Linked DNA regions of Homo sapiens: region 2 is linked to region 1. A link is a contact called in ENCODE Hi-C data. All regions are on one chromosome and are shown on one strand. Each heading gives the region's core, a stretch centred on a gene start or an enhancer-like site at or near the end of the contact. The rest is flanking DNA. Distances are from core to core; before and after follow the strand shown.

Evidence for each region. Hi-C counts contacts between places; a loop is a spot of excess contacts on that map. Pooled maps may share reads with other maps.
Region 2: a loop to region 1 is called in a map of CD8-positive, alpha-beta T cell, with 18 times the contacts of the local background. The contact joins the promoter of SEM1 here to the promoter of MTERF1 in region 1. A Hi-C loop is called at or near these places in 2 of 168 maps with a recorded cell type or tissue (CD4-positive, alpha-beta T cell and CD8-positive, alpha-beta T cell) and 6 of 50 pooled maps.

The regions. Positions count from the first base shown.
Region 1 is chr7:91,878,435-91,884,034 of GRCh38, forward strand. It overlaps MTERF1 (mitochondrial transcription termination factor 1), which reads right to left and starts at 2,268. Exons shown (of 3, transcript NM_006980.5): 1 at 2,223-2,268; 2 at 1,621-1,679. The coding sequence starts at 1,649. LOC112267986 (a long non-coding RNA gene) reads left to right here and starts at 2,368. Exons shown (of 2, transcript XR_002956514.2): 1 at 2,368-2,430.
Region 2 is chr7:96,707,343-96,712,942 of GRCh38, forward strand. It overlaps SEM1 (SEM1 26S proteasome subunit), which reads right to left and starts at 2,504. Exons shown (of 3, transcript NM_006304.2): 1 at 2,346-2,504. The coding sequence starts at 2,421. RefSeq lists enhancers at 2,319-2,518, 2,689-2,778.

The DNA.
Region 1 (5,600 bases), core at 1,018-3,517:
AAATTCTCAAATATTGTTAATGGACCAGAATTTGGCACCAGCTGCCACAATTTTAAATGTTCATAGCCTTTAATTCAGCATTTCCACTTCTTGGAGATTATCCAAAGGGGGAAAAAAGGGCCAGGGGCAGCGGCTCACACCTGTAATGCCAGCATTTTGGAAAGCCAAGGTGGGAGGATTGCTTAAACCCAGGAGTTTGAGACCAGCCTGGACAACAAAGTGAGACCCTTATTCTACAAAAAATCAAAACATTAGCCAACTGTAACAGCACACACCTATAGTCCCAGCTGCTCAGAAGGCTGAGGTAGGAGGACTGCTTGAGCCCAGGAGATCCAGACTGCAGTGAGCCATAATCTAGCCACTGCACCCCAGCCTGGATGACAGAGTGAGCCCATCTCAAAAAGAAAAAAAGACAATATGTGTTTGTTATGAAAAAGGATGACTAGGCCAAGCACAGTGGCTTCACACCTATAATCTCACCACTTTGAGATGTTGGCCAGGAGTTTGAGATCAGCCTGGCCAACATGACGAAACCCCATCTCTACTAAAAATACTAAAATTAGCCAGGCATGGTGATATATGTCTCTAATCCCAGCTACTCAGGTGGCTAAGGCACAATAACTGCTTAAACCTGGGAGGCGGAGGTTGTAGTGAGCTGAGATTGCACCACTGCACTCCAGTCTGGGCAACAGAGCAAGAATCTGTCTCATAAAAAAAGAAAATAGAAGAAAAAGAAAGAAAGAAAAAGGATGACCATCATAACATTATTTGCTATAACAAAGAAGAAGAAACCCAAATGGCCACCAATAGAATAATTAATAAATTGTGGTACATCTATGCAATATACTATAAAGGTGCCAAAAATAAAGGCCGATCTACTGCAATCAAAAGATGTCAGATATTCTACATGACAAACTGCTTAACAGTATGGATAATGCCATGTATATTAAAGGCGGGGAGGGGGACGTTAATATATACAGAGGGGGAAAGTGGAATGACACTTATTTCTGAAAGATTATTAGAGGCTATGTACTACTTCTGAAATACTGGGACTTTATTTAATGAATATGTGTTACTTTGCAGTCAGATGAAAAAATTTAAACAAGTAAAACTGGCCTTTGGTGTGAAAAACAATGGAAAATACAAATTATCTTTATCTATTTTTCGGTTTCTAGTACCAAAAAAGTCACACTTCAAAATTCTCCATGATGCTTTACTCTTAGCAACGGATCTCCATTCAAAATACTCATAATATCTAGTAGGGTAAATGAACATCTAAATAGCCTAATACAAGAAAGTTAGCAACTTTCCTCACGTACAAATTTCAAAAATGGTACCTATTCAAAAATTGACTTCGATCTATTTCTCAAATTGACTTTTTAATTAACCAAAACCATTATCCAAAGGGCTAATGTTCAAACTTAACAAACACTGAAAATTTCTATGCTTGTAGTATGAGGGGTCTAAAAAAAGATTTACGTTCGCCTCTGCCCCACAACTGGCCTGTTAAAAAGGCTGTTAATGGAAATAACTAATCACTGGCCCTAAAATACCACATTCCAGCTGGTCTTCTTTTGATACAGCAAGCTAAGTTTGGAGATCTTTACATGCATTTCTCACCTTGTTTGTCCTAAGGAAAGGCTCTGCATCCCTCCAGAAAGGCTGGAGAACAGCTATCTCTGGAAATGACACACACACACAAAAAAAAGGCAAAATATTTCAGGCCTTCCTAATACAAAATAAGAGATCGATCCCAGCTAACGTTCTCGTTGCATTATGTTCTCGTGAGATGCATTACCTCTTGCAAACAACATTTCTCAGACATACAGAAAAGAAAACGGCAAGTACATGCCTACATATGATGGGAAAAGGTAGCGGAATCACGAATACGTTTTGTACCAAAGCTAAGTGCTTCATATATATTGTCTCGCTTTACTCCCCACAACAATTTAAAAGGTAGGCATAAGCCTTAAAATTACAAAATCTGAAACAGCGCCGAGCTCCCATACTAGCCTGCCTTCGCTAGCTGAAGCATTAGGGTTCGAACCCAGGTGGGTCTTTCTTAACTCAAAACCAAGGTAATTCCACACCGAAGGCTCTTTCCATCCCTCTTCCTCCTCCAAAGACAAATCTGCAAAGGGCTGCACTGTACAGCAGTCACCCACACCCACTTCTTAACAAAAAGAAAGGAAAGCACAGCCTCACCACCTTCCCAATCTCACCCTGAACTGCACCCATCCACTGTAGTTCGCTTTTACTTCCGCCTCTGGGGTCCGGAGCGGCTAGGAGGAGCGGAAGTGGAAAAGACTAACTTCCGGCCTCGGGTCGCGCGCAGAGGTGATGTCGTTGGTCCTGCGCCCCCTCGTGGCGGTACTTCAGCCCTTCGCAGCCCGACGCTAGGGGCCTGGCAGGGGGCAGCAAGAGACCGCGGTGAGCGCGGGGTATTGAACGCCAAAGAAGGGGTTTGGAGGGTGGGGTGGGGCCTGGGACTCCCAGTCGCCTGGGCAGATGTCCGTGGGGAACTGTAAGGCATCTTATAGGGATCCTACAGGGGGCATCCACTGCCGGCCGACGACACGTGGTGGAAAAGTAGCTATTATTTACATGCGTGTTGCAGTTTTTGATAATGCGATTGCTGCTGCTAATGTGACTAACGCGATGCCGATGAACATCTCGGCGTTTTTTGGTGCAGGATAAGCGGGTGTAGACTCTGTCTGTTTAGTCCCAGATTCTCCTCCTTTAATGAACTACCGTGGAAATCCTGGAGTGTCACTGCTGGTCTGAATTCAGCATCCGCCTTCAGGCTGGAAATCAATTCTAGTATACTTCGATTTCCTTACTTGCAGTTCGAATTCAAATATGATTCTTTTGACATTGTGAGGGTTTGCGCTATTTAAAGAATGGAGGCAACCGAAACCTCATCTCCACAGTGGATGCATTTTTGCTCCCTCCCGAGGCGTTGCCTTAAGCCACGCGGTCCTGTCAGCCTCACCTGCCTAGTGATGGTGACAATGGAAGAGATAAAGCTTCAATTCAAGGCACTTCTCCTGTGACCATCAAAAGAAAGATAATATCTACATTAATGAATTAATTGTGTCTGTCGAGTTATCCTCAGGAGACGATGGTGATTTGGTCCTTAAAAAAACACAGGATCAACAGGATTGACCCTGAATTCTACAAAGAGGAAAAATTTCAGGCATTACTAACTCCTCCATGTACAAGCCTAATGATGTAATTTTCTGGCCGGGCGCGATGGCTCATGCCTGTAATCCCAGCACTTTGGGAGGCCAAGGCGGGAGGATGGCTTGAGGCCAGGAGTTCGAGACCAGCCTGGCCAACATGGTGAAACCCCATCTCTACAAAAAGTACAAACATTAGCCAGGCGTGGTCACAGGTGCCTGTAGTCCCAGCTACTTGGGAGGCTAAGGTGGGAGAATCACCTGAGCCTGGGAGGTTGAGGCTGCAGTGAGCCGTGATTGTGCCACTACACTCTAGCCTGGGTGACACAGTGAACCTTGTCTCAAGAAAGAAAAAGAATTTTCTTTATCCCATTTCTTTCTCCTTTTTCTTTTTTTTTTTTTTTTTTCCTTTAGACGGAGTCTCACTCTGTTGCCAGGCTGGAGTGCAATGGCGCGATCTCGGCTCACTACAACCTCTGCCTCCCGGGTTCAAGCGATTCCCCTGCCTCAGCCTCCCGAGTAGCTGGGAGTACAGGCGCGTGCCACCATGCCCGGCAATTTTTTTGTTTTGTTTTTTGTTTTTTTGTTTTTTTGTATTTTAGTAGATACGGGGTTTCACCATGTTGGCCAGGATGGTCTCGATCTCCTGACCTCATGATCCACCCACCTCGGCCTCCCAAAGTGTTGGGATTACAGGCGTGAGCTACCGCACCCGGCGTGTTTATCCCATTTCTATGCCAATGAACCAATTACGTTTTACCATCACTCTTCCCCTTTGACTACTCCTAGTTGGGTTGTTGTTGTCACTTTGTTTTTAATTAACTCTCTGTTTTGTTGGTTTAGAAGGATAAAGATTTATCTTTGGGAATTTAAAATACTAATAATCAGTCTATCTATTAAGTAAACTACTTACTGCAATTCCTCCAGGTAAAAATTAGTCCCAAAAAATTGGAGATGGCTTTTAAAATGTGAATTTCTAAAATCTATATTCCTTCTGCATGGAAGGAGCTCCTATGTCTGAATTAATATTATTATATATTATGTATATACACACACACAAACTGCTTTACAATCGGCATGTAAAATAAAATTTAGAGATTAAATTAAATAAAATAACCTTTGAGATTATTGAGCCCCAGCCCTCTCATTTTACAAATGAGAACACTGAAACCCATACAGTAGGAACTAGCAAGAGAATGCATGTCTTATATTTTCTTTACCAGTAACTCTAAGATTTATACCACATACTTTGTTGTATTGATTTAGCTATCAATAATTATTTCAGACTTACTTAGGTAACATCACCTATGTTGGTTTTTAGTGATATTTTGTCGGTAAAGGCAGATTGGTTCTTTTGAAAATAAGTTCCATATTTCCCATCAGAAATTTTCTGATTATAAATCTATTTTAATTGCATATTATAAAATACTGAAAGTATAACAATAGAAGTGTAATAATGGTTGGGTTAGGATGTTGTATAATTAATTAGGTTTCTTTCTTATTGTATTTCTTCAGTGATTTTTGAAATGTCATTACCTCCAGTAAGAGAAATGACTACTGCCTCATCGTCCTTTATGATGTTTTACAATAGGACCTGTATATACTTTGCCTGTATTTCATTTGTTTATTCAATGAACATTTTTTCAGCACCTTCACATTCCAGGCCCTGTTTTCAAGTTAGGGGACATAGTGGAAACCAAGACAAAGCCCCTGCCTTCCTGGACCTTATTTCTAGTGGCAGGTCTTACTCTCAGCCTGAATGTCTTCTCCTCTACATGCCTCTTCCATCTCCTTCCCCAGGACCATAGCAGACCCATGTCCCTACCAAGTTGATGTAATTAAGAAAAATAAAGTGGCTGAGTGTAGTGATTCACACCTGTAATCCCAACACGTTGGACTTAGATACTCAGAAGCTGGGCTGAAAGTCAAGTCTGAAGACAGAATCTGTGCTGTATTCAGAAGTGCCTCTGCCTTTTATAATTAAGAATTTTTTGACTGTGCCAAATGTGCCTGTTCCTCTGCCCTGGAAGTGTCCTTCTTGCTTTATGCAAATAGATTTCTGGCAAACCACAGCCCCTCAATTGACCATTCATTCATGTTTGAATCTCAGCAAGCCCAATTAAGGTCAAAAAGAAAGTGGCCCTTCATTCCTCCCACTCTTACCTTCAGTTGATACAACACCCGCAGACTCCTGGATTCAGTAGACAAATGCCTGCCCCACCCCCACATCAACTTCACAGACAGACCTGCTAGCTTCCTATGTGACTTACTTGAGGGCCCTCAGAGGACCATCAGGTCTCTACCCAGGACTCCCTTATTCCATTCTCTTGCCTGCAGCTGTTTTGGTTGCCAAAAGCATAAAATGTCTCCCAGTTGTTCAAGGCTAATTAAAGTGGTAGATAAAGTTACCCAGAGAGTCTC
Region 2 (5,600 bases), core at 1,254-3,753, 4.8 Mb after region 1:
AACTTTCATGAGTAAATATTGAGTGGTTTCACCTTGTGGGATGATTTTCTCACAAATTCAAATTAAGAAAAACCTCTCCAAATCATAAACCAGAGAAGAGAAACTTGAACAAAATAAAGGCATTAAAAATGTTTCTCACTCTAAAATGGAAAGTTTCCTGAATGAATTAATTCTACACATTTATACCTGAAGACAACAAACATTCTGTAAGGAGACCCATAAATGGTCAATTACTTAATGTTAATAAACAAGTCTGTTGTGAGTCTTTTGTCCTTAGAAAGAATAATTTTTTTTTGCTTTTCCTTTTACCTTTTTGTTTTGTTTTACTATATAACTACTGACACTTTGAAAAATTGCTGCTCACATATAAACTTAGAACAAGCACAAACTACACTCGCAAAAGCTGATGAAAGTTGCTGAAAAAAATCAAGTGTACCATCAGGTACATAGTTATCTCTAGATCGTTTTTAAGCAGTCAATTATCAACTAACTACTCATTTTAAATGCGGGTTCATTCATCATTCATTCAACATGCATTTATTGACCACCTACTATGTATCAGGCACTTTGCTAAATGTTACAGATAAAGTTTGGATCAGGGAGTTAGACCTTTCAGATCCTGGCTTGGACATAATGGCAAGTTTTGTTTGTTTGTTTTTCTTTTTGTCTCTAAGCCTCCATATTCTCAAGGTGATAGTGATAATTAGATTATGTAATGCAAATAAAGTGCCTAACATTCCACCCTGTATATGATAATGAAGAATGCTATTTGAAGTATTAAGTTTGAGTAAGAAGTAGATCCTACCTTCAATAGGCCAGCTTTCTACGACACAGCTCTATGTTGGCGGATTATGAAGCAACTTGAAAGCGAGCTAAAGAAAACATGACTGAATAGATAAATCCATTACCAAAACAAAAAACTAAGAATGCCTACAACACATAATTAATTCCAGAACTGAAAAGAAATGTGCTTTGGGTTAGTTTACCAGTTTCTGTAGCATGTACACTAATGTTCTCTTCCACTAAACAAAGTAACAGTACATTATAAATAGAACAAATGTTCCAGCTATGTGGTTTTATGCACAATAGGATCATCATAGGGTATACAACTTGGGACAATTTTAGTGAAGTAGTAATTGCTTGATGCAACAGGATGTGTACCCCATTAACCACAATTCTCTTTCTACCACCTTCAGAAAGTAATCTCCTTTTCTTATAAGGTAAATATTTACAAATCCTACTCATCAACCATCAGCCAATAAAGCAGCCTATTTTGAAAACCTAACTGGCAACAGCAATCTCACAAACAGAAGCAGTACAGCTGAAGTTAAGAGCTTTGGTGTCAATCAGGCCAGGTTTCCCAGTTCCAGTTCTATTATTTCTAACTAGTTATGAGACATCAGAAGGTTTCTTAACCATTCCGAGCTTCAGTTTATCTGAAGAATGGCAATACTGAGGCCTACTTCTTATATTTATGAAAGTGGAATATGCTATTACAAGTAAAGCACTTAGACAAGTTCCTGAAAACAACAGCCACTCAATAAATGTTAGCAATTTGCTATTATCTACAATGAAAAAACCAGGTCTTTAGTTTTGAAGCTAAAAAAAAAAATGTGTAAGGTTTAGGTTCTTTTAAAAAAATATTTTATTTTTGTAGGGACAGGGTCTCGCTATGTTGCCCAGGCTGGTCTTGAACTCCTGACCTTATGTGATCCTCCTGCCTCTTCCTCCCAAACTGCTGCGATTACAGGCGTGAGCCACCACACCCGGCAAGTTTTAGGGTCTTATAAAGCATTAAGTTAGGTCACAGTTAAGTGATCAAAATGGTGAGGAACAGGAATGAGGCAATAATGTGTATTAAGCACCCCGTATCTTACCCTCCTATCCTACTTAATGAGGCTTCATTTGTAACATCCTAAAAGTTAAGCAGCATTGGCGTAACTACTGACAATTCAATTCTGGAAAGGTTTAAAGACAAAGAAAGACTGCTAAAACAAAAAGAAAAGGAGGTTATGTAGACTTGAACTAAGTTTAAGTGGTGAGTAACCCAGGTGAACAGTAAATGGACCAACCATCACAGACGCGGGGCTATGGGTCCAGACTCACGGTGGCTCCTCCCAGTGAGGAAGCCGAAGCCATTGGGCCTCACCAGTGAGTCCCAGCGCAACACCCCAAACCCGAATCTGGGGCGCCACTGAGGGGTGAGCGTTAGCGCCTCGAGTGCCGGCCCTGGGAGTCCAAACTTCCCGCCGGTGCCCCCAGCTGGGCCCGAGCACCCAAGCTACCTCCACACGGAGGCCTGAGTCACCGTTCGCGCGACACAGAAACCGGGGCCCAGCGGTTACCTTCGGCAGGGAACTCTTCAAACTCGTCGTCTTCCTCTAACAGACCTAAGTCTACCGGCTGCTTTTTCTCTGACATCTCGACTGTCCGCGCCCAACACCTCCCAGATAAGCAGAAAAGTTGGAACCCTCACTCTTCCTCAAGGAAACGCCACCGTCACTACCGCCTCCGACGCTGACGCTACCATAGAGACTTGGGGAAAGAATACGGGAGCAGCGCGAGGAATGCTGGGATACTGGAGGTCGGCCCAGCGCTTCCTGCGGGGTTAGCGCTTTTTCCGAGTTGTAGAGGTGATTTTTTTTTTTTTTTTTTTTTGGTCTCTACCTTGTTATTCGGACTCTCTGTATTGCCAAAGTTGAGATCCGTGTAGTTTTCCTGACTATAAGAGACTCATAATGTGTAAAACAAACAAACAAAAAAACCCTTAGTTTGCAACCGAGGAAGGAACTCTAGAGAGACTACAGTGTGACTGCAAACATTCATCAGCCCTTCACATACGTTATTACCTCCAGTCCTTAAGCCAGTTCCCTAAAGGTGGTATTAAATGTCTCCACATCACAGAAAATTCAGGTTCGGTAGGAAGCAGCCGAAGTCACTCAGGTAGTTCTAGACAACCGAAATGCAGATTTTTTTGCCTGGCTCCAATCTCCAGACTTTTCCATTAGGCAGTGTTTATAAGGTCTTAGAATTACTTTGTGGTAAAATAGCTTTTTAAATAGAATTTGTGTGGTGTGTATGTGTGTGTAGTAACTCTGGTTTACAGGTTATTATACAGTAATGCTATTTATGGATTTGTGTAACATTTTATGGTGTTCAAAATATATCATTTAGAATTGTTTGAATAGCATTTGAATATCATTTTGAATACAGTAGTGAACTTCATGGAACTCTATATATAATATATGGATGTATATGGATGAATATTATGGAATATACGTACACAAATTGAGTATTATTGTAAATGTTGATACATGTTCCAGATTATATCTATAAATGCCATTCCTTTATTCAACAATGTAAGGTCATACCGCTTACCAGGAGCTGTGCATCAAACATGTATAGACAAGGTCCCTTTCTTCAAGGAGCTTATATGCTGCTCAGAGACATGTAAACAGATAAATCACAATGAAACACAGTAATCCACTTGAATCTGCATCTTAATATTAGTGAGAAATGAACAGAGTGTTTGGGAATACAGAAAATTGAATAACTAAATGTAGAACAAACTTGGCCAAGAACTACAATTAGATGAAATTTTTAAAAAATGTATCTCTTATACTATTTGATTTATATAGATTACTGAAAATAATGGTATCTCACTACCAAAAAAATTATGTCAGGTAATGCATATCTTATTTAGTGTGATTTAGTCATTATACAATGTATTTGTATTTTAAAACATGTGCTCCCAAATATAGGCAATTTTTATTTGTCAATTAAAATAATTTTTTAAAGAAGGTAAAAAAAAAAAGATTTTGCCAAGGAATCAGAAAACCCAAATTTTAGTTCCTGGACCTATTATTTATTTCATTTGATATATGATGAAGTTTGTATCAATCCTTAGCAAAAGAAAAAAATCAACAGCAATATGGTGATTTTTTCCCCCTAAAACTATATTCAATTTAAAGAGAGATTGTTGATTTAAAAATCAACAATCTTACGTCAAGTTCCACCACCCCTGCCCTTTCTTCCATTGTACTGGTTTGTGAAATCCAGAATGCTGAAACTTAAATAACTTCTTATTTCAGATGAGATGGGGCATGTTCAGGGTGGTACGGCCATAAATGTCATGGCACATGGCACAATGAGCAACTTTGCATTTCAAGGGTCGTGGCACGGGGAATAATTTTGGAAAATGATATTAAGAATACATATTTGCAGACCAGTTTGTATTATAAATCTAGGCTCAGTTCCTTCTAAAGGGGAGTTTAGACAAATTACTTAATTTCTCTGTAATACATTTTGGTTATTCGCAGTCACAGTTAAGATTAAAGGAGATTATGTATATAATGTGCATAGTTCAATGCCTGGCACATAATAAGTGATCAATACATGTTAGCTATTATTAACTAAGGAACTTATATTTTTAAATATTTCATATTCTCCTTGTCAACGCTTAAAGTCTCTAAGTGTGTGTTTTGTTTCCTTGATGATATCTTTTTAATACTTTTTGAGGAAGTCAGTCCCTCTAATAATGTATATTTAGTGTTTACTTTGTATCGGGCACTGGGCTAAACCCATTTTGTGTATTTTCTTATTTAATCCTCCTCTCAACAGCCCTATTTATATGGTTTGCTTCTGTCCTCACCCAAATCCCATCTTGAACTGTAGCTCCCATAATTCCCACATGTTGTGGGAGGGACTCAGTGGGAGGTAATTGAATAATGGGGCGGGTCTTTCCCATGCTGTTCTCCTGATAGTGAATAAGTCTCACAAGATCTGATGGTTTTATAAAGGAGAGTTTCCCTATACAAGCTCTCTTGTCTGCCACCAAGTATGACATGACTTTGCTCCTCATTCACCTTCAGCCATGATTGTGAGGCCTCCCTGGCCATGTGGAACTGTGAGTCAATTAAACCTCCTTCCTTTATAAATTACCTAGTCCCAGGTATGTCTTTATTAGCAGCGTGAGAACAAACTAATACAGTCAGTTGGTACAGGGTAGTAGGGCCCTGCCATAAAGATACCTGAAAATATGGAAGCGACTTTAGAACTGGGTAACAGGCAGAGGTTGGAACAGTTTGGAGGGCTCAGAAGAAGATAGAAAAATATGGGAAAGTTTGGAACTTCTTAGAGATTTGGAGGGCTCAGAAGACAGGAAGATGTGAAAGTTCAGAACTTCCTAGAGACTTGTTGAGTGGCTTTGACCAAAATGCTGATAGTGAAATGGACTATAAAATAAAGTCCAGGCTGAGGTGGTCTCTGATGGAGATGCGGAACTTGTTGGAAACTGGAGTAAAGTTCACTCTTGCTATGCAGAGAGACTGGTCATATTTTATGCCTGCCTTAGAGAACTGTGGCACTTTAAACTTGAGAGAGGTGATTTAGGCTTATCTGGCAGAAGAAATTTCTAAGCAGCAAAGCATTCAAGAGGTGACAAAGCATAAAAGTATGGAACATTTGCAGCCTGATGATGCAGTAGAAAAGAAAAACCCATTTTCTGGGGAGATATTCAAGCTGGCTGCAGAAATTTGCATAAGTAAAAAGGAGCAAAGTGTTAATTGCCAAGACATGGGAAAATCTCTCCAGGACATGAC